2 separate regions of the Homo sapiens genome follow, and region 2 is linked to region 1. Evidence: chromatin contacts called from ENCODE Hi-C data. All regions are on one chromosome and are shown on one strand. The core of a region is the stretch at or near the end of the contact, and the rest is flanking DNA. Distances in the headings are between cores, read along the strand shown. Region 1 has its middle 180 kb from the start of KLF4. Region 2 overlaps LOC105376214 (a long non-coding RNA gene).

Region 1 (3,199 bases), core at 276-2,775:
GATGGTGTCTCACTCTGTCACCCAGGCTGGAGTGCAATGGCACAATCTCAGCTCACTGCAACCTCCACCTCCCAGATTCAAGCGATTCTCCTGCCTCAGCCTCCTGAGTAGCTGGGATCACAGGCATGCCCCACCACGCCTGGCTAATTTTTGTATTTTTAGTAGAGACGGGGTTTCACCATGTTGGCCGGGCTGGTCTCAAACTCCTGACCTCATGATCCACCCCCCTTAGCCTCCCAAAGTGCTGGGATTACAGGCGTGAGCCACCGTGCCTGGCTGCTTCTTGAGCATTTTGCAAGGTAATTTTGTTTTTGGAATCCTAGGTTGGCCATCAGGAAAACAGAACACTAGGAAGAGCACAGCTACTGTCATCAGAAACACCTGGATTGACATTTCCACTCTCACGGACTAGCTGTATGACCGTGGACCAGCTTCTTATCCTCTTCTGAATTTCATGTCCTCCCTGTAATGTGGGGATAACAATGTGTTGTTGCAACTCCTAAGTGAGATAATCTGCGTAAGATGCTTTAGCTTCCCTCTGCTGCAGCCTGATATCAGTAGGTTTTCAATATGTGGCCGTTACTGTCCCATGAGCTGGTTTTCAGCCTGACTGCCTAAGGTAGGAAATGCCGTTGGAATTCTTATTAACTGGGTTCTTGACAAGCAGGAGGTTGTAGTCATAGGTGGAGATGCTGTGGCTTAGCCCAGAGTTAAGAGACAGCTCAGGTCGGGCGCGGTGGCTCACGCCTGTAATCCCAGCACTTTGGGAGGCTGAGGTGGGCGGATCATGAGGTCAGGAGTTCGAGACCAGCCTGGTCAACACGGTGAAACCCCATCTCTACAAAAAATACAAAAATTAGCCAGATGTGGTGGCGCGTGCCTGTAATCCCAGCTACTTGGGCAGTTGAGGCATGATAATTGCTTGAACCCAGGAGGAGGAGCTTGCCGTGAGCCGAGATCGTGCCACTGCACTCCAGCCTGGATGACAAAGTCCGACTCCATCTCCAAAAACAAAACAAAAGAGACAACTCAAACTAAAGCCACTTTTGAGGAATACCTCCTTGTTAACCAAGTACAACATAGTTACCATAAAAACTATCTGGCTAGATAATAGAGATACTCAACTTTTGTATCCTACCTTTCTCAGTCAACATCAAGAACATCTTCATGTTGGGACCCACTCTTCTACATTATTTTGCATGGTTGAGACACCACACAGTCGCAGGACATGAAGAAAAACAAAGGCAAAATAAAACACCATGTCATACTTGTTGTCACATCCTCTCTCCACGCAGCCCTTCTGATCATGCCCTGGTATGTGCTTCTGAGACTAGATAGGCCAGCGGTGGCTCAAACACCCTGAGACAGTCCGAACTCAGCTGTGCGCCCACCCCTCTGCCTCAGCCCTTATTCTGCCAACTCAGGAATAGCACAGACTGCTTTGACCAGACTTAACGCAGTCACCTTGGAACACAGTGTGAGGCGGAGGCCGCGGGACAGAGTGAAACCATGTTCTAAAATACAGCAGATTTTTAAAGAACAGCCAGGCAGGGTCGAAGGCAGGGAGAGGGGCTGGTCAGGAAATGCCAGTTTAAAGTTAGCTCTGACCTATTAATCAGCAGTGGGACAATGATGCAGTGGGGGGCGGGAAAGCTGGACATGTGCTCGCGCCAGATTTATGGGCCCAGAACAAAGGATGGCCTGCTCATTCAGAGAGTCTCTTTCCCTTTTCCTCTGGCAAAATGAGGACATTGTTTGATAAGCCAAAAAGAACAAATATTCCAAAGACTGAGGTCATTTCCAGAGATGCAACCAGTCCTGATGGGGATCCATACACCCTGGGGCGAAGACGAATCCTGCAGGGGGTTCTCGGACCAGCGCAGTGGGTGCATGTCATGAAAGAGAAACCACAGGCCCCTCTCCTGCGCTCTCGAAGAAGCTGGGGCCACCTGCCTGAGGCCACTCTGAAGGTCTCTGAACTGCTCAGCCGAGCCCCTTGGGATAAGTCCAGAAGCTTTTCCATGCAGACTGAACACATAATCCCTGCCTCCACCTAGGCTCTGCAGGCTTTTCTGGGAAGGTCTTCCTAAGCATGGACTGCCTAGGATACTGTTGATTTCAGCTTCCTCTCCATCCAGAAGAGAGTCTTGTTTCAACAGCTGGTCTCATGTCATCAGATTAGGAGAGAAGGGGAAAGTGATTAGGAAGGAAAGAAAAGAGAAAGTGCTCAGCCAGGCAGCTGGATTACAAAAGAAGCCAACCTCGTGGAGAGGAGATATTGACTCTGCTTCTCAGAATCTTTCAGAGTTTGGGAACTATCTGTGACTTCCCAGCCCCTCCTTTCTTGGGGTTGCCACATTTCACCAGGCGCTGGTTGCCTTGTACCTGGCTGGACCTTCCAGAGGAGTCACCTTGACTCCTGTTTTGCTTTCCTCCAACCCAATATCCACACAGCCCACAGCCAATTGGGATGAACTTTCTCTTTTTTTTTTTTTTTTTTGAGACGGAGTCTCGCACTGGAGTGCAGTGGCGCAATCTTGGCTCAGTGCAGCCTCCGCCTCCCAGGTTCAGGTGATTCTCCTGCCTCAGCCTCCCAAATAGCTGGGATTACAGGCACCTGCCACCACTCCTGGCTAATTTTTTGTATTTTTAGTAGAGACGGGATTTCACTATGTTGGCCAGGCTGGTCTTGAACTCCTGACCATGTGGTCCGCCCGCCTCTGCCTCCCAAATTGCTGGGATTACAGGCGTGAACCACCACACCCAGCCCTTGGGATGAACTTTCTAATCTAGATATCTAACCATCTCCCTCCTGGCTAAAAAACATTTAATTGCTCTCTAATGTCTTCAGAAAAGATGTGCAGAAACCTCAGCCTGACAACAGGTCCTTCATGTTGTGGCCACATCTGTCTTTCCAGCTCGTGTGCCATCTCTTCCCAGCCCTCTCTGCAGCCTTTAGACCCATAGAATTATTTTCTCCTCCGTAAACATGACGTGTCCCTCCTGGAAAAATTCTGGCCGTTCTTTAAGACCTAAGTTCCAATGTTATGTCCTCTGTGGGAATGACCTACTGTACGTTGCTAACCAACTCACACACTGGGTGTGTTCTCCACTTCTTTGCCTGGGGTCCGATGCATGTGTTCACTCTGCTAATAATAATAATAATAATAGCATAGCACTTATCATAGGGCCTACACTA
Region 2 (3,199 bases), core at 333-2,832, 390 kb before region 1:
ACATACATCCTTGGAGTGTACGTGTCTTTGTGGGCAAATGTGTAGGGTAAAATGCCTAACAAATTTACTGTTTTCAACTTAATAGGCTCAGGTGTCCTCTCCTCTAGGAAATCTTCCCTGGTTCCCCCACACAGGATCACAAATCATCCCCTTTGCTCCCAAGTCAAAGCGTTTGTCTTTTGTAGTATCTACTTATCACATGTAAGATTATTATTCTATGTTTACTTATCTATCTTTCCCAGTTGACTGTGAGCTTCTTGAAGATAACAATGACATGATTTTTTTCTGTATATATGTAAATATTTCTTATTTTTCTGTCTAAGCTATTCAAGTCTCCTAGAGTATTGAGACATTGTGTTTGCAATATTTTACTCTGGCAATATCTTCACAATGGCTCTAAGACTTTTCAGGCCCTCCCTTCAACCCTGTGTTTCTCTGAGCCTCCATCCTCTTGCCTCAGTACTCATTTCACCTTAGCCACGCTGGATTTCTTGTTGCTGTTTTGACACACAGCACATTCCTGACTTGCCCCTTTGAGGCATACTGTCCCTCACTCTTCCTGGATGCCCCCTAGAAACCTCTAGGCTGACCTCATCACCTCCTCCATGCCTTGCTTGGATCTCCCAATCTTGATGAAGCCCAACATCTCCACCCATTTTGTTGTGTTTCCTGCCTCCCCAGGTAGCCCTTGGCACTCCTAACACTCCTTCCCATGCTTAGCTTTCTTCTTTTCCATAGCACAGTCCATGTTAACCTATGATGTATCATTGTGGCTTTTATTTTGTGTCTGTATCTCCTTCTAGAATGTGACCTTCATGAGAAAAGGGAATCTTTGTCTTGCCTGCTGGAACAAAATACATCCCTAGAAAAGTGTCAGGCACATAGTAAATGCTCACACAGAGTTTTGCACTGATTTAAATCTACTGATTTTTTTTTTCTACTTGAGCTATTTAAGTCCCCCATGAGAATCAGGCTGAGCTCTTCCAATATTTTGGACCTAAACATTCCAGCTGATCACTCTCTCTCTCCTGGTCTTTGTGCAGACATGACCTTAATGATGTCGAGCCCCATGGCAAAGCTTTGCCCACAGGAAGCGAAGAGCCCCTTAATAAAGCAGATTTCCTTTTGCTATTCAACAGCAAGGGCTTTGGGCTGTTTAAAAAAAAAAATTGTGTTTCTCCTTATCAAATAGTTCCAAAACTGAATTTTCGAAATGGGTGAAGACCTCCTAGACACCCTGAAGATGGGATGAACTCCCCTTATTTGTCAGAGAGTGCTGGGCTGGAGCAGGGACCCCTTTCTGTGTGCTCGTCTTCCTCATTTCCATTGTCTTTCCACCTCTACGAGTCGTTAACTGTATTAATCACAACTAAAACAAAGCTAATAATTGCTTCTTGGAACGTTGTGTAACACCATGGAACGCTGCCACGGGCCTCTGAGAATCGGCCTCTAACTGCTCGGAGTGATTTCTCAGGGATTTTAACTCAGCCCGTCTTTAAGCTGAATGTTTATCATTTTCCTTTTTATTGTTTCTGGCTCCTCCCCTGCCTTTGAAGTTTCTGAAATCTTTAAGCATTTGGCTAGTCTCTATACACCGCAGGTCTTCTCCCTCAAAGAGGGCACCTGGCCAGGAGAAAGGAACTGGAGCTCCTCTCTTGGCTGGGCCTATAAAACAATCAGATTGCTCTGCAGCCTGCCATTTGAAACGTGAGCTGTGCTGAAAGTACAGATAATGCAGCGTGTTCCAAGGAGATTAGAATATCCCAGTGGGATTTCGGGTGAATGGAGAGGGAGAATAGCTCAAGTCCTCCACACACCATTTAACCCTCTCTTCTCCAGGCTGCGTTGTCTAGGAGGGTAGGTCAAGGGCACAGATCTGCTCCCCTCTTTTCCATAACCACCCTGACTTGTGAAAATAAGGGGTTTACAGCTAAGAGGTTTCCATGAAACTGTTGATTATTCTCCTCTGCTCCATTTGGTAACTTCTGTCGATAGTTAGCTTTGAGCATCCCAGATCCCATGGCTTCCCTCAGAGGAGGAATATCCTTGTCGTTCTACTCCAAAGTAGGCACAGATTTATTTTCTGCCTCTTGCTCCTTCCAGAATTTTCAGCTCTTTTGACAATTTCCAAGACAAGGGATGAGTTCCAGCCACCATGTCATGAGGAGACCCTGGATACCCCAGCTCAGAGCCTAGAGTGAGTATTTGCATTGAAGAGGAAACGTCGTATATTTGAAATGTAAGTTTCATGAATAAGATCTGGGCCCAAATTGGCTTTAGTCATTCAAAGACCCAGTCAAACTCAGGAAGTTAAAAAAGTTGAGGTGGCTGGTTTCACCTGGCTCCAGTGTCCATTCTTCTCACTTTCTCTGCATGTGTTTGTTACCCTTTCTTCATCATCGATGGAGCTCAAACTCAGTCTCACATGGGAGCAGCAGCACCAAGATAAAATTTGTGTATCCTACAGGAATAACACAGCAGGCAAGCCTGCAGGATAGAGCCAGGTGAGGCAAGTGGTGGTGGAGCTCAGAGTGTCACGTAATTAAGTGTTGTTGCAAGGACTGGAGGGGAAGATGGGGTAATAGATGTCTGCCTGGAGTGAAGACATGGCAGGGCCAAGCCTGCCTGCGATGTGTCCCAAACCTCCAATGATCCCCAACCCTGTGCAATAAAAGCCGGGTAGACCAGGCAACTGACGAAACCCCAGCTCCTGATGAAAGAGGGAATTGTTTTCTTCTGCCTTCCTGCTGAGTTGTAGGATTCGGAACCTTTGTCTTATCCAGCTTAAATCCCTGTCACTCCTTAGCAGGGACTCAGGAGGAGGAGTTATGAGGAATGTGGTAAATGATGATGCGTATTCCCTTGTGGGGAAAAGCAGCAAATGCCACAGTGTCCCTGCCATGCTCATGCTCTCCTTAGTTATGGAATTGCTGATTCCTGGGAGTTGAAAGGATCACCTAGGTTATTCCCTCTCACTCAGTTGATGTTGGAATCCCAGCTACAAGGTGCCTCACAAGAGCCCCTCCCATCCCATCCCTCTTTGGATGTTTCCACTGATGGCGAGTCTCCAATCCCTGGAGGCAGCCCAGCCTAATAATAAGCCTGCATCTATTTATTTATTTTTTTGGGTTATTAGAAATGTGTGGTAATGTGGTCTAAATGAATATTGAATTGATAGCCATCTCTTGAAAAATAGCAG

The links. A loop is a pair of places that touch in the nucleus more often than their neighbours do.
Region 2: a loop to region 1 is called in a map of heart left ventricle, with 3 times the contacts of the local background. The contact joins two enhancer-like sites. A Hi-C loop is called at or near these places in 2 of 168 maps with a recorded cell type or tissue (heart left ventricle and heart right ventricle).

What each region holds. Positions count from the first base shown.
Region 1 is chr9:107,666,297-107,669,495 of GRCh38, reverse strand. No RefSeq gene overlaps it. Among named protein-coding and RNA genes, the nearest start is that of KLF4, 180 kb to the right of the region's middle. Within about 2 kb of position 1,525, at least 6 of the 41 ENCODE cell types and tissues checked have a DNase peak (open chromatin) inside an H3K27ac peak, as active enhancers do; they include heart right ventricle, where a contact is called at or near this core.
Region 2 is chr9:108,052,199-108,055,397 of GRCh38, reverse strand. LOC105376214 (a long non-coding RNA gene) reads left to right here. Exons shown (of 6, transcript XR_007061722.1): 5 at 2,104-2,197. Among named protein-coding and RNA genes, the nearest start is that of KLF4, 560 kb to the right of the region's middle. RefSeq lists an enhancer at 2,516-3,017. Within about 2 kb of position 1,582, at least 21 of the 41 ENCODE cell types and tissues checked have a DNase peak (open chromatin) inside an H3K27ac peak, as active enhancers do; they include heart right ventricle, where a contact is called at or near this core.